Linked DNA regions of Homo sapiens: all the other regions are linked to region 3. A link is a contact called in ENCODE Hi-C or POLR2A ChIA-PET data. All regions are on one chromosome and are shown on one strand. The core of a region is the stretch at or near the end of the contact, and the rest is flanking DNA. Distances in the headings are between cores, read along the strand shown.

Region 1 (4,205 bases), core at 331-2,830, 380 kb before region 3:
GCTACACAAAATAAATATTCTGAAGTTTATGGAGAAAATAAAATTTTATAATAAAACAAAATTTTGCAAATGAAATTCTTTCTATTTATGATTAACTGCCTATAGTGGAGGAAATCCCTAAACAGAGCTGAAACATTGGGGAAGGAAGATTTCAAGATGTTGACCTATTCAGCTGCGTACTAGGCTAGGCATCATAATTCCTCCAAAGCATTATTCCTGTCCAGAGCTATCAATAAGAAGTGATATTGCCATTGATGATGTTAAATTTCAGGCAGGACCCTGTGGAGGTAATATTTTTTCCCAATCATATAAGCTTGACTGAAAACGGACTTTGCGATACTGTCTCAAACTACAAGAATACAAATTAAATATTTTTCTATAATAAAAATACTGTTATTTGCTGAATTACTGTATTTGCTGAATTAAGGAGTGAAGATTGCATATTCAGGACTCAACACAGTATCTGGTACCTAGTAAGGGGGTTATAATATGTGGTGAGTGAATAAAGTCATTCACCAGCCTCCTTGCTGGTAACATAAATCCATAGTAATAATCACAGCTAACATTTGTTGAATACTATTTTCAGACATTGTTCAAAGAGTCTGTTTCGCTGACACAGCTGTGTTTTTATCCTTACAAGGTCACCTCCTGAACGTGCCAGCTCTCCTACCAGCTCCATCCTCAATGTCAATTTACACTCTAGGCAAAGATTCCAAGTTTCCCTCTTTCAACAGGATTTATTGGCTACCAAAATTGCCTCTAAGGTTGCTAAACTGGGAATCCTACTAGGGATGCCAACTTTGGAAATTGGGGGAAAAGAGGGTGGGGGTTGGGGTACTGGATATTGGCTTAGAGCAGAAAAGGAGGTAATTCTTACCAGTTGTTGCTAAGAAACAACCTGAAGTTAATCTAAGAGAAAAAAAGGAGGTGGAAAGTGAGCTGCTTAACTCCCCTTCCCTCATTTATGCTTCTTCGACAAAATTCGATTGTTTGATGCTTCTTTTCCCTTTCCAAGTTGCCTTTGGCATTCATTTCAACTATATTTCACCTTCATTTTAACTATATTTCACATGGATGAATACATGGAAGGACAGTAAGCACATTATAGGTTTCTCAGGTTTAGAAATGCCCAGGGAGAAGAAATGCTAGCTAACAGATACTGCTTAACAATTTAAGCCCAGTGTTGGCTTTTATTGCAATTCTCAGCAGCACCTAAACACACAAGTGCTTCAAATAGAAATTGCTTTCTCACACAGATTGCCTTCTCTCCTATAATTTCCTGTCTAGGATGGAGATTATTTGTGTATAGAAGGGAGTGAAGGACTGAATACTGAGAAAATAGTGCCTGTGATGCAAGGTCTGGTTTAATATGGAGGAAGAAAAGGTTCAACAAAGATTTCTTGAGAAATCTATGCTCCAGGCATTGTACGGAGCATGGAGGTTACAAAAATGCTCACAGATTAGTGAGGGAGAGAGAGAGAAACCAGTCAACACAGTTCGGAGTGCTAAGTACAAAACGGCCATATGCCCAGGGTGCTATGGGAGGGCCTCTTGGGGGAATCTGACCTGGCAGGGCAGAGGCAGCCTCCTGGCTGCAGTCTAGGGAGAGCAGTGGAAAGCAGCAGTGCCCACTCGCACAGTGTCCCTGATGCCTTCATGTCTTCTCTCACACTCTGAGGGCTAAGACCTGGGCTCTGTGACTTCTTGGTCTCATGCCAGGGACTTGTGTGATTTAACCAGAACTGGAAAAAAAAAAAAAAAAAACCCTGAGTTTTTGTAACTAATAATTCTAATGACACTGCATTTTCAACATATGGATTACTATAAAGAGGTAATATGGCACAGTGATTAAGGACCCTGTTTCTGGATTTATGCTGTCTGTTTAAATCTCGGGTCTGCCACTTACAAGCTACGTGACTGAAGGCAAGTCATTTACACCCTCTCTGACTCCTTTTCTTAGTCTGCAAAATGGGGCAAAGACTTATTCCTGCTTCTTAGGTTGCTGCAAAGATTAAACGAGAATAATATGAGCACCTACAACAGTCTCAGACACACAGAAGCCATTCCAGTTTATAAGGTTTCAGTGAAATTTCAGATAAATATGGTGATTTTTATGTATTCTTTTTCTACGAAGGAATTGTGAGTTTACAGCGCCATCTTAAGGATAAAGCAAACATATAATCTTGTCATTTTATCATCTTTTTCTTTATTACTCACAGTACAACTCATTTTGACTAGTAGCTGGGTAATGCTTTCCCCTGTGTTCTTCCCACTCCACTTGCCCCTAGCAAAATCCCACTTGCCCCTAGCAAAATCCCACTTGCCCCTAGCAAAATGTACCATTGCTAAAGCTAACTTCTTGTTTATCTCCTCAAGAATGCTCACTTACTCAGTTTTGTACCCCCACTGCCTAGCATACTCAACAAAGATTTCTGGATTAAATAAACAAATGCTTAGTAAAAGCATTTCGTTTAGTACAAACATGCATGTAGGTTTCAAAAATCACAAGGAATATAATGGTGCTCTTTGATCCATCACAATTTCACTGGTCATTTTAATATATTTGTCTGGACATTACTCTCCCCAGATAATCCCAGCCTCTAACATTTCATAAACGAACCAGGCTGCACCGTGAATACTTGTATATTTAAAAATACACGGTGAATTCGAACCCAAATCAAAAACCCCACTGACTATTAAAAAAATATGGCAAGAAAGGGTGGGGGGAAATGGAAAACAGATACATAAAGGCAGGTGAGTGAAACATCACAATGTATACCTATTGATATCATATAAACATATTGCTTATTCAAAAAATTAACAAACATGGCAAGATTTATATGCTTAAGAACATGAAGGTATTCTATGTGGCAAAATAAATTATCTAAACGCTGCCCCATTCCCCTATATACATGTGTACACATACACACACAAGACAAAACATTTAAAAATTCTTGGTGAAATTTGACGACCTTTATTGTAAATGAATACCTAAGCTGGTAGGAAAGTAAGGGAAATGTCCAGACACCCTCTGCAACCCCTCCTCTGCTTTGAAAAAGAGAACTGAAAAGCAGAGATATAAGTACATAAGCTGACGCTATAGCTACCTGGAGGGAGGTTGTCAGTCTTGGTAACCTGGGGGCTTAGGCTCTTAAGCCATAAAGGGATCAGAAAAGAGCCTGCCAAGGGTGGGGAGGATAGAACAGAGACTTCACAAATAAGCCCAAGACTCTTGAAGAGCTACATTTTTACTAAAAGGGTAAATCCAGACAATAAAATAAAAATAGAAATCTTCCTTCAGCACAGGGAGATTGGTAGGATGCCAACTCTTCTCCATTTAGACTGTGGTATGGGGGATAGGAGTTCTTCCTTGAGAATTCCTAGTTATATTACACAAATTTAGAGTGCAAAATTACCCTGACCTCATGATCTGGGAATCCACAAGCTCAAAGTTTAATGTGAGAATATGTCCCTGGCCAGTGATATTCTTGGGGCACCTGGTTGAAATTAATATAAAATTCTTTAGGGGACTGTGCACTCAACCTAGGCTGTGCAGAGTTCACACATATAAAACTGCACTAAAGAAAGCTCACAATCCAAAACTACAGAACGTTTTGTGAAAGAATCCACTAACAGCAAAAATCAGCTGCTAAGAAACAGAAGAATTATATACCCAAGACTTCATAAGATGAAAATTGTTTGTAGACACTTTAAGTATTTTTTAAAATGATTAGAAAAAGATATAACGAAGCCAATACTCTATGAAAATGCAGATAGTTTTTGTTTTCATTTTTGTTTTTGTTTTGAGAGAGAGTCTTACTATGTTGCCCAGACTGGAGTACAGTGGCTATCCATAGGCACAATCATGGTGCACTATAGCCTGAAACTCTGGGCTTAAGTGATCCTCCTACCTCAGCCTTTCAAATAGCGGGGACTATAGGCACATGGCACTGCACCCAGCAAAAAGCAGGTAGATTTTTTAAAAACCGAATAGAACTTCTGCATATAATAAATAATAGTCATAAAATTAAAAATTCAGTGTGAAAGACAAACAAGCAATTAGCCATATCTAATAGAAAGAGAATGATGAACTGGAATACAAGGTAATAAAGCTGAGTACAGCACAGAGAGATAAAGAAATGGAAAACATGAAAAAGAATAGGAATGAGAGTCAATGTATTGAAATCAGTGACAGAAAAAGAGAA
Region 2 (4,151 bases), core at 935-3,434, 430 kb before region 3:
ACTGTGGAATGCCTTAGACATGGAAGAGAAGACATAGAAAAATAGCACTGAAGGGAAGGAGTCCCTGAAAAGGGCAAGGAGAGACACCAGGCCAGGTTATAACAAACCCAGGAACTTAGGGCATCAGGACAACCTAAGGTTTCCCATTCACTAAGTAAGGTTCCCATTCACCTTGAGAAAGTTACTTAAAATCTCTAAGTCTCAGTTCTGTCATCTAGAAAATGAGAATAATCATAACCACTTACCTATTTTCCTAACTTCACAGGGTGGTTGAATTTAAAAACTGAAAGGCTTTGGGATTAGACTGCCTAGGTTCAAATCTTAGTTCTACCTTTAACCTCTCTAAGCCTATTTTCTTTATCTTTGTATTAAGAATAATTAATACCTACCTCACAGACTGTGGTGAGGTTTAAATGAAACAAGATATAAAACATACTTAGAATAAGACCTGGCATATGACAATTAATTATTGCTCTATTATTCATTTACTCCTTCATTCAGCAAATAGCTATTGAGTGTCTACTATGTGCCAGGTACTGTTTTAGGTACTCATGAAACACAGATGAACAAAACAGACAAGCATTTACCCTCACGGAACTTCTAGTAGAGGAGACAGACAAGAAATATTAAGCTTAATTATAATTATGCAGTATTTTAAAAGGCGATAATTGCTACAGAAATAAAAATGGAGCAGGTGAGGGAGTTAGGGAATCGAGAGGAGAATGTGGGTGGAGTTAACTAATGTAAATAGAAGAGTCACAACGAAGCCCATTGGAAGGTAGCCTTGAAAAGAGTTGAGGTAGCTCACCAAGAGCATATCTGGAAAGCAATGTTCCAGGTAGAGGGGACAGCCATTGCAAAGCCCCATAAGTGAAAGCATGCTCAGTGTGTCCTAGGAACAGCAAGGCGGCTGGTTTAGCTATAGCCTAGTGAGCTAGGGAGACAGTGCTAGGAAATGACCCAGAGAAATAATGGTAGGCCAGCTCATGGAGGACCTTGTAATTAATTAGAAGGGCTTTGGATTTTTTTTTTTTTTTCCGAGATAGAGTCTTGCTGTGTCGCCCAGGCTGGAGTGCTGTGGTGTGATCTCAGCTCACTGCAACTTCCACCTCCCGGGTTCAAGCAATTCTCCCTGCCTCAGGCTCCCGACTAGCTGGGATTACAGGTGCCCGCCACCATGCTCACTCATTTTTGTATTTTTTAGTAGAGACAGGGTTTTGCCGTGTTGGTCAGACTGGTCTTGAACTCCTGACCTCAGGTGATCCATCCACCTTGGCCTCCCAAAGTGCTGGGATTATAGGCATGAGCCACTGTGCCCAGCCAGGACTTTGGATTTTACTTTATTTCAAATGGAAAGTCACTAGAGAGTGTTGAACTTAGGAGAGAAGCGATCTGATCTAATTTTATAAGGATTGCTCTGGCTACTGTGTTGAGGAAAGACTAGGCGTGCAAATGAAGCAAGGGTGAAATCAAAGAGCCCTGTTAGAGGCTACTGCACATAACCCAGGTGAACAATGATGGTAAATTTGACTATGATAGTGGATTTGACTATGATGGCACATTTGACCAGCAACCATGGATTGAACTGTGTATTAGCAATGAGGGTGGTGATAAGTGGTCAAATCCTGGATATATTTTGAAAGCCAAGCCACAGAATTTCATGATGGATTAGATGAGTATAAGAGAAAGAGCAACGTTCTGAGTAGCCTGATAAAACCTTGCTTGTGTTCAAGAAACCCTTATTCTACTGAAAAATGGCAAAGTGTAAGGGTAGTGATGCTAGCATATTGTTATAATTGTCTTATTTTATTATTCCTTGTTAATCTCTTACTTGGCCTAATTTATAAATTAAACTTCATCATAAGTATGTATGTATAGGAAAAAATATATAGTATACATAGGGTTCAGTAGTATCAGCAGTTTCAGGCATCCACCAGGGATCTTAGAACATATCCCTCAAGGATAAGGGGGAACTACTGTAGTTTGCCAGGGCTTCCATAACAAAATATCCCAGACTGGGTGGCTTAAACATTAGAAATTTGTTTTCTCACAGGTCTGGCAGCTTAAAGTCCAAGATCAAGATGTCGGTAGGGTTGGTTCCTTCTGAAATTTCTCTCCTTGGCTTGCAGATGGCTGCCTTCTTGCTTCACATGGCCTTTCCTCTGTGCCAGTGCACCCCCGATATGTATCTTCTTGTAAGTTCACCAGTCATAATGAATTACAGCCCACCCTAACAATCCCATTGTGACTTAATTACCTCCTAAAAGGTTCTATCTCCAAATACAGTCACATTCTAGTACGTGGGTTAGGGCTTCAACATACCTCTTTGGAGAAGACACAATTGAACCCACTCCCAGGATTTAGGGCAATGGGTTGAACATTGAAGGAACAGGGTAAACTCTTAAGTTAAATGGCTGACAACCAAGCCCTGTCCTGCTCCTCATGTCATTATGCTAAAATAATGTTATAGTCTGAGCTTGCTTGACTAGTAGACCATGTCCTACCTTCTCCTCATAAATACACAGTCTATGAAAATCTAACAAAAGCACATATAGTAGATATTAAATTGCTCCTAATTCTACTCCTGTATTTACATTATTTCTGGGTTATGTGGACACACTTTAGCTAACATAGTATTGCTTTGTCTAAAGAAAATAATTTGGTTGTGTTTGCTTTGTCTTCTTAAAAACTTTGAAAGATGCTTCAGCTGCCTCGGGTTATACTTCATAGCAAAAATAGAGTGCATGTTATTATATGAATATATTGTGGAAAATTTTGAATGCACAAACTTAGTGTGTTCAACATTTATTTTGAGTGAATATTTGACATATTAAATAAAACTCTCTGGTGCACAACACAGAAAATTCTGATTTTTAAAGTAAATTTTTTCTAGGGCCTGCCTTCTTTATTCTCTGTTTCATTTGCTTCAATATAGATTTTCAAAAATTTCTCAAGACACCTTCCACTTTTCTAACTAACTCTTTTACCACTTATATCTTTTTATTCCCATGTACAACAATGTAAATAAGAAAAACAAGTTTTGCTACACTGTGCCCAGGGTACCTACAAATATAGCATTAGGTTGAAGGTGTTTTGTTCTTGTTCTTGAAATTACTTTAATAACTAATTTTCTAGGGAAATATAATATCAGTGATTATTTACAGTAGTTCCCCCTTATCTGCAGGGCATATGTTCCTCGATGCCTAGTGGATGCCTGAAACCAAAGGCAGTATTAAACCCTATATACAATATATTTTTCTCATACATACATACCTATAATAAAGCTTAATCTATAAATTAGGCACAATAAGACACTAACAATGACCAATAATAGAATAATTACAATATATTGTTCTCAATTTCACAGACAGAAGATTTGTTCCTACTGTAGATCTCAGCAACCTCAGATTTTTCCTTTCCTTGTTAAGTCACAACCTTTCACCTTTTCACTTGAAGCACTTTATGGCTTCTCTTTGCCATATCTAAACTGTCAGCATCACTACTCTTGCACTTTGGGGCCATAATTAAATAAAATAAAGGTTACTTGGACACAAGATCTGTGATACTGTGACAGTCAGTCTGATAACAAAGATGGCTAAGTGACTCACAGGCAGAGAGTGTAGACAGCATGGAGACATTGGACAAAGAGATGATTTGTGTTCTGCTTGGGACAGAGTGGAACAGTGGAAGATTTCATCATGCTACTCACAACAGAACATAGTTTAAAACTTATGAATTGTTTATTTCTGGAACTTTCCATGTAATATTTTTGGGCCACAGCTGACTGTGGGTAACCGAAACCATGGAAGGCAAAAACAGATAAAGGGGGCACTACTATATTGGACATTTACCACGTGTAGGCACTGCGCTAGGAACCTCAACATCCTTTCCACAACCTGTAAGGTAAGTGAAAGTTCCCACGTTTTGCAGGAGGAAGCTGAAGTTTAGGGAAGTTAAGTGCCTTTCCAGGGCCAGCACTTACTGGTGGAGCAGTAACTGGTGGAGCAAAGACTTAATCTCACATTTGTCTGGTTCTAATGGCTATATATTCTGCCTACACTGCCTCACTAGGGTTTCCAAACCTACATGCTACTAAGAGACCACACATGGCCTGGAACAGCTGTGACAACTTATATGTGAAAAGCACAGTT
Region 3 (4,375 bases), core at 11-2,510:
GCCTGACACAGTTTGCTATGGATCCCTGGTGGGGCTTTGCTCTTCCTCACTTCTTCCTGGGCCTTTTTCTACTACCTCTGGAGAGCAGAGGGGCACATGGTCTTGTAGAGGATAGAGTTGGTCACTACTAGAGAAACTCAGAGCACACACTGTGTCCTCTGACCTGCAGCCACTTCACACCTTGAATTTGAATCCTCTCCAGATGGATACCTGAAATAGGCTCTCAAAACAAGCAGGGTCTAGGAGCCAGTTGGACCCCTGCCTCCTTTCTTCTTGGACCAGAAGAGGACCCAATCTGCTCCTAGAGAAACTTGCTACGATGCAGAAGTGAGGTTATATGGAAATGAAGTGTGTCCTACCTTTCAGAAACTTGGGAGAGTAGGAGAGACCATTTTTGAAAATCTGGTGAGAAATACTCTTACAGAGAAAAACACAGCCCAAAGCACATGGGACCTTCAATCTGAAATTGAATTGTACTGTTAAGCATGTCTGGTGATTCAAAAGACTGGCATACCTTATTTCCAGTCACTTCCTCGAGGCCTGGGCTTTGTCAATATGTGAAGATGAATTTTGGAGAATCATGTAAACACAATTGAACAGATCTGGGGGATCCAGTCTGATGGGTTTGCTGAGGCCAATCCAGTCAGCCACGCAGAAGTGTGCTGGACACACAGGCCCCACCACCCCCCGCCAAAGAGGCAGCCTCCCAACAAGCTGCCAATGACATAAGCAAAGCAGCGTGTCTCAAGTGTCTCCAATCATAAGATTCGCCTGGGAAGCTGGTTAAACTAACACAGCCTCTTAGGCTCCTTCCTGAAGACTGGATTCCATGGGTCTATGATGGGGCTAGAAATTTGCATTTCTAACAAAACTCCCTTGTCATCATGGACGTTTTAGAGATATTGATACTATTATTTCTACTGATTTCTGCTCTCGGGAGTCTGTAAACTTTTTCTGCAAATGGCCAACTGGTTAACTTTTAAGGCTTTGTAGAACCGATAGTCTCTCTCTGTCTCTCACTACTCATCAACTTGATGTGGTAGCACAAAAGCAGTCAGTCAGCCTATTGCTAATGGTAAATGAGATTTAGCCTAAAGCTGCCTCCTTAAGTTCGGCCTGAAGTTTTCTCTGTACATTGTGAACTATAACAAATGAAGGTGTAACAAGACCAATCACCGAGTTTCGGTCAATCAAATGTAGCCAACTGCTCAAACTGTGTTCAAATAAGGCAAACGCTGAGCTGTAACCAATCCAGCTGTTTCTGTACCTCACTTCCGTTTTCTGTATGCCACTTCCCTTTTTCTGTCCATAAATCTTCCACCACGTGGCCCTGCCAGAGTCTCTGAGCCTACTCTGGCTTGGAAGACTGCCCAATTCACGAATCGTTCATTTGCTCAATTAAACTCCTTTAAATTTATTCGGCTCAAGTTTTTCTTTTAACAGAAATCAAGAGTCTGCCTGTGTTCCAATTATTTATGGACACTAAAATTTGAATATGTGTTTCAAGTATTCCTTTTCAAATTTTATTAAAAATGTAAAAACCATTCTCAGTTCGCAGGCCACAATCACAGGCCATGGGTTGAATTTGGCTCAAAAGCTGTAGTTTGCCAAGCCCTGTTCTAAGCTAACAGTTGGGGAATCATAATATAAAAGGAAGGACAGACCTGGGTGTGAAATAGCTGCAAAAATATTATCTCGGGCTGGGCGCAGTGGTTATTGCCTGTAATCCCAGCACTTTGGTAGGCTGAGGCAGGCCCATAGCTTGAGGCCAGCAGTTCAAGACCAGCCTGGCCAACGTGGCAAAACCCCATCTCTACTAAAAATACAAAAATTAATTAGCCAGGTGTGGTGGTGAACACCTGTAATCCCAGCTACTCGGGAGGCTGAGACATGAGACTCACTTGAATCCAGGAGATGGAGGTTGCAGTGAGCCAAGATTGTACCACTGCACTCCAGCCTAGGTGACAGAGTAAGAGTTTGTCTCCTAAATAAATAAATATTATCTTGATAAAATAGTTGTTAGGATTACAAAGAGTACTTAAATAATAGTACCTAGAACATTGCCTCAAACTTAGTAGGTGCTCAATAAAAGAAAGATATTATTTTTGTTGAGTGGATGTATGAACACAACACTGATTATCTATTGCTGGGCAACGTGAATAGCCTAGAAGAAACAATAGTCACAGTTACATTGTACTTATATGTCAAGGAACTGTTCTAAGTGCTTTACATGTTTTAACACATTTAATCTTGATTAAATCCTATAAAATCGGAACTACTATTATTGGCATCTTAAGAAAACTGTGGACAGAAGGGGAAATTAAGTTGTTTGAGGGCACATGGTAAGAGGTGCAGATGGGATTCCCACCCAGGCTGTCTGATTCCAAAGTCCATGCTTGTCACCACTAAGCTGTTTTCTGCAAGGTTAAAAATAATATAGAGCTGTATAAAATATATGAATAGAAACGATTTTTGCATGCCTCAGTTATTTTTGGGGGGAGAGAATTTTTCTCTTTTCCTAACATTGATAAATTTGAATTTTTACCTCACTGAAAACATCTAATATTTACATTTCGATAATATCCTATCTTTTCTCAAGACCACACTTTAAAGTGGTAGTTTCCGAATGGTGGCAATTTTATCCCACAAGGGAACATTTAGCAATGTCTGGAGACATTTTGATTGTCATACTTGGGGGATGAAGAGTTGCCACTGAGTAGAGGCCAGGGATGCTGTAAAACATGCTACCTGTTGGGGACAGCCCCCCACAATGAAGAATTATCCTGCCCTAAATGTCAATAGCACTGAAGTAGAGAAACCCAGCTTTAAAGTCAATGTTAAGTGTTAGCACACAGGACCACGTGAAAAGCACCTCATCTGGTCATTTGAGTCATTTTGGCCTCAGATTCAGATTATCCTGTTGCTGACTCAAATGACTGCTACGCAGCTGGTTGTGGAAAGGGCTAAAAATACAGATGCACTATCCTTCATCTGGCACAGTTCCACCGTGGCTGGAAAGAATTGGAGATGACCTGGGCCAAAAGCTCATCTTAAAAAAAAAAAAAATCACTGAACAGTAGAAGTAGAGAACCAATAATTGAACAATTTCTACCATATCAGGAGGTCGTCATTTCAGGGACAATCCACTCTTTTGTAGGCAGAAATATTTACAGGATGTGCAAACTAAACAATATTTGCCTTTGAGTAGTTTTTGCTGCTGTGGTTTGCATATTGTTAATTGTGTTGGAACAAGAAGGGTTGTTTGATGACACTAGCAGACTGTGAGTAGTTACACATGCACACACACGCATGCATACACACACTACCTTCTTTAGTGGTGTTACCTCCACACTCTCCTCACTCCTTACCCACCAAAAGTACCCCCAAATCCGGGACTGACATCTAAAATGGGCAACTGTGATCTAGCCCTTATCCATTCAAAACAAGGAAGTATTTCGGAAAAGAACATCTACTTTCCTGTTAGGCAAGACTCATACTCATCTCACCTCTATTACTGTTAGTTCTCACCTCCACCATTTCCTTTATTTTCTGAGAGGAGGCAAAATGTGGCCTGTGAAAGCTGCCTAACAAACGCCACAAATCTTGCAGAGCTATTGAAAAAGCAAGGTCACAGAACTTTCACTCCTGTGTGTGGCACTTACGACTTGCAGAGAAAACCACACAGATGCATGAGAAATGGACGTTGGCTCCTTGTGGCCATCCACTAGGAAGGAGAAAAGGAAATGTGCTTACTGTGTAGAACCAGAACTTCACGATGGGTGCATTGTAGAATTCATAGATTTTTCTGCCGAGGGGGATTAACCGGTGCTTGCTCTGAACTTCCTCTTCATCCTTCTTCCTGGAGGACTCCCCGTTGTTTCGTCCCAACATTGCCTATGTTGGAAGAGAATCGATACCATCATGACAGGGCTCTGGAGAGCATGTTGTTCAATGTGCTTACTTTACAGATGAGGAAAGGATGCTCATAGAACCTAAGAACCCAAGGCCCCAGAGATTTAGAGGTTGTACCTTCCCTAAGAGTGCATTTGCACTACACGTATAATCTGTGAATACCCTTTGCCTGAGATGGAAGGCCTTGGGTGTATTTCTTGACCATTCTCTTCTCTTCCACCCTGGGAATTCTAGAAGATGTGGGTTATAGATGATACCCAGAGTCCAGAGAGGAAGAAACAGTGTAGCCTGGGAAGGCCAGGCTTCAGGAATCTATTCTTCCTCCCCACCTGCTCTCTTTCTATATATCATGAAACAGGCTAGATCTGGGTTCAAATTCTGTCTCTTCAGATGATAATGACCCTTAAAGGTAAATTGGACCAGCATACCTAATTTATCCAAAGGTTGTGAATACTCAAGAGGT

The links. Hi-C counts contacts between places; a loop is a spot of excess contacts on that map. ChIA-PET counts read pairs that join two places held with the same protein, here RNA polymerase II (POLR2A). Pooled maps may share reads with other maps.
Region 1: a loop to region 3 is called in a map of K562, with 3 times the contacts of the local background. The contact joins two enhancer-like sites. A Hi-C loop is called at or near these places in 2 of 168 maps with a recorded cell type or tissue (IMR-90 and K562) and 6 of 50 pooled maps. POLR2A ChIA-PET finds 5 or more read pairs at or near these places in 1 of 52 experiments (AG04450).
Region 2: a pooled map of heart right ventricle shows a loop between it and region 3 (3-fold over the local background). The contact joins the promoter of MAMDC2-AS1 here to the enhancer-like site in region 3. A Hi-C loop is called at or near these places in 1 of 168 maps with a recorded cell type or tissue (sigmoid colon) and 4 of 50 pooled maps. POLR2A ChIA-PET finds 5 or more read pairs at or near these places in 1 of 52 experiments (H1).

The regions. Positions count from the first base shown.
Region 1 is chr9:70,227,648-70,231,852 of GRCh38, forward strand. SMC5-DT (SMC5 divergent transcript) reads right to left here. Exons shown (of 4, transcript NR_039990.1): 3 at 1,567-1,742. Among named protein-coding and RNA genes, the nearest start is that of SMC5-DT, 29 kb to the right of the region's middle. Within about 2 kb of position 1,581, at least 6 of the 41 ENCODE cell types and tissues checked have a DNase peak (open chromatin) inside an H3K27ac peak, as active enhancers do.
Region 2 is chr9:70,173,704-70,177,854 of GRCh38, forward strand. MAMDC2-AS1 (MAMDC2 antisense RNA 1) reads right to left here and starts at 2,185. Exons shown (of 4, transcript NR_040076.1): 1 at 2,052-2,185. The region is part of intron 11 of MAMDC2 (MAM domain containing 2); the gene reads left to right.
Region 3 is chr9:70,606,856-70,611,230 of GRCh38, forward strand. TRPM3 (transient receptor potential cation channel subfamily M member 3) reads right to left here. Exons shown (of 26, transcript NM_001366145.2): 19 at 3,754-3,894. LOC107984011 (a long non-coding RNA gene) reads left to right here. Exons shown (of 3, transcript XR_007061572.1): 3 at 203-1,417. Among named protein-coding and RNA genes, the nearest start is that of KLF9, 190 kb to the left of the region's middle. Within about 2 kb of position 1,261, at least 8 of the 41 ENCODE cell types and tissues checked have a DNase peak (open chromatin) inside an H3K27ac peak, as active enhancers do.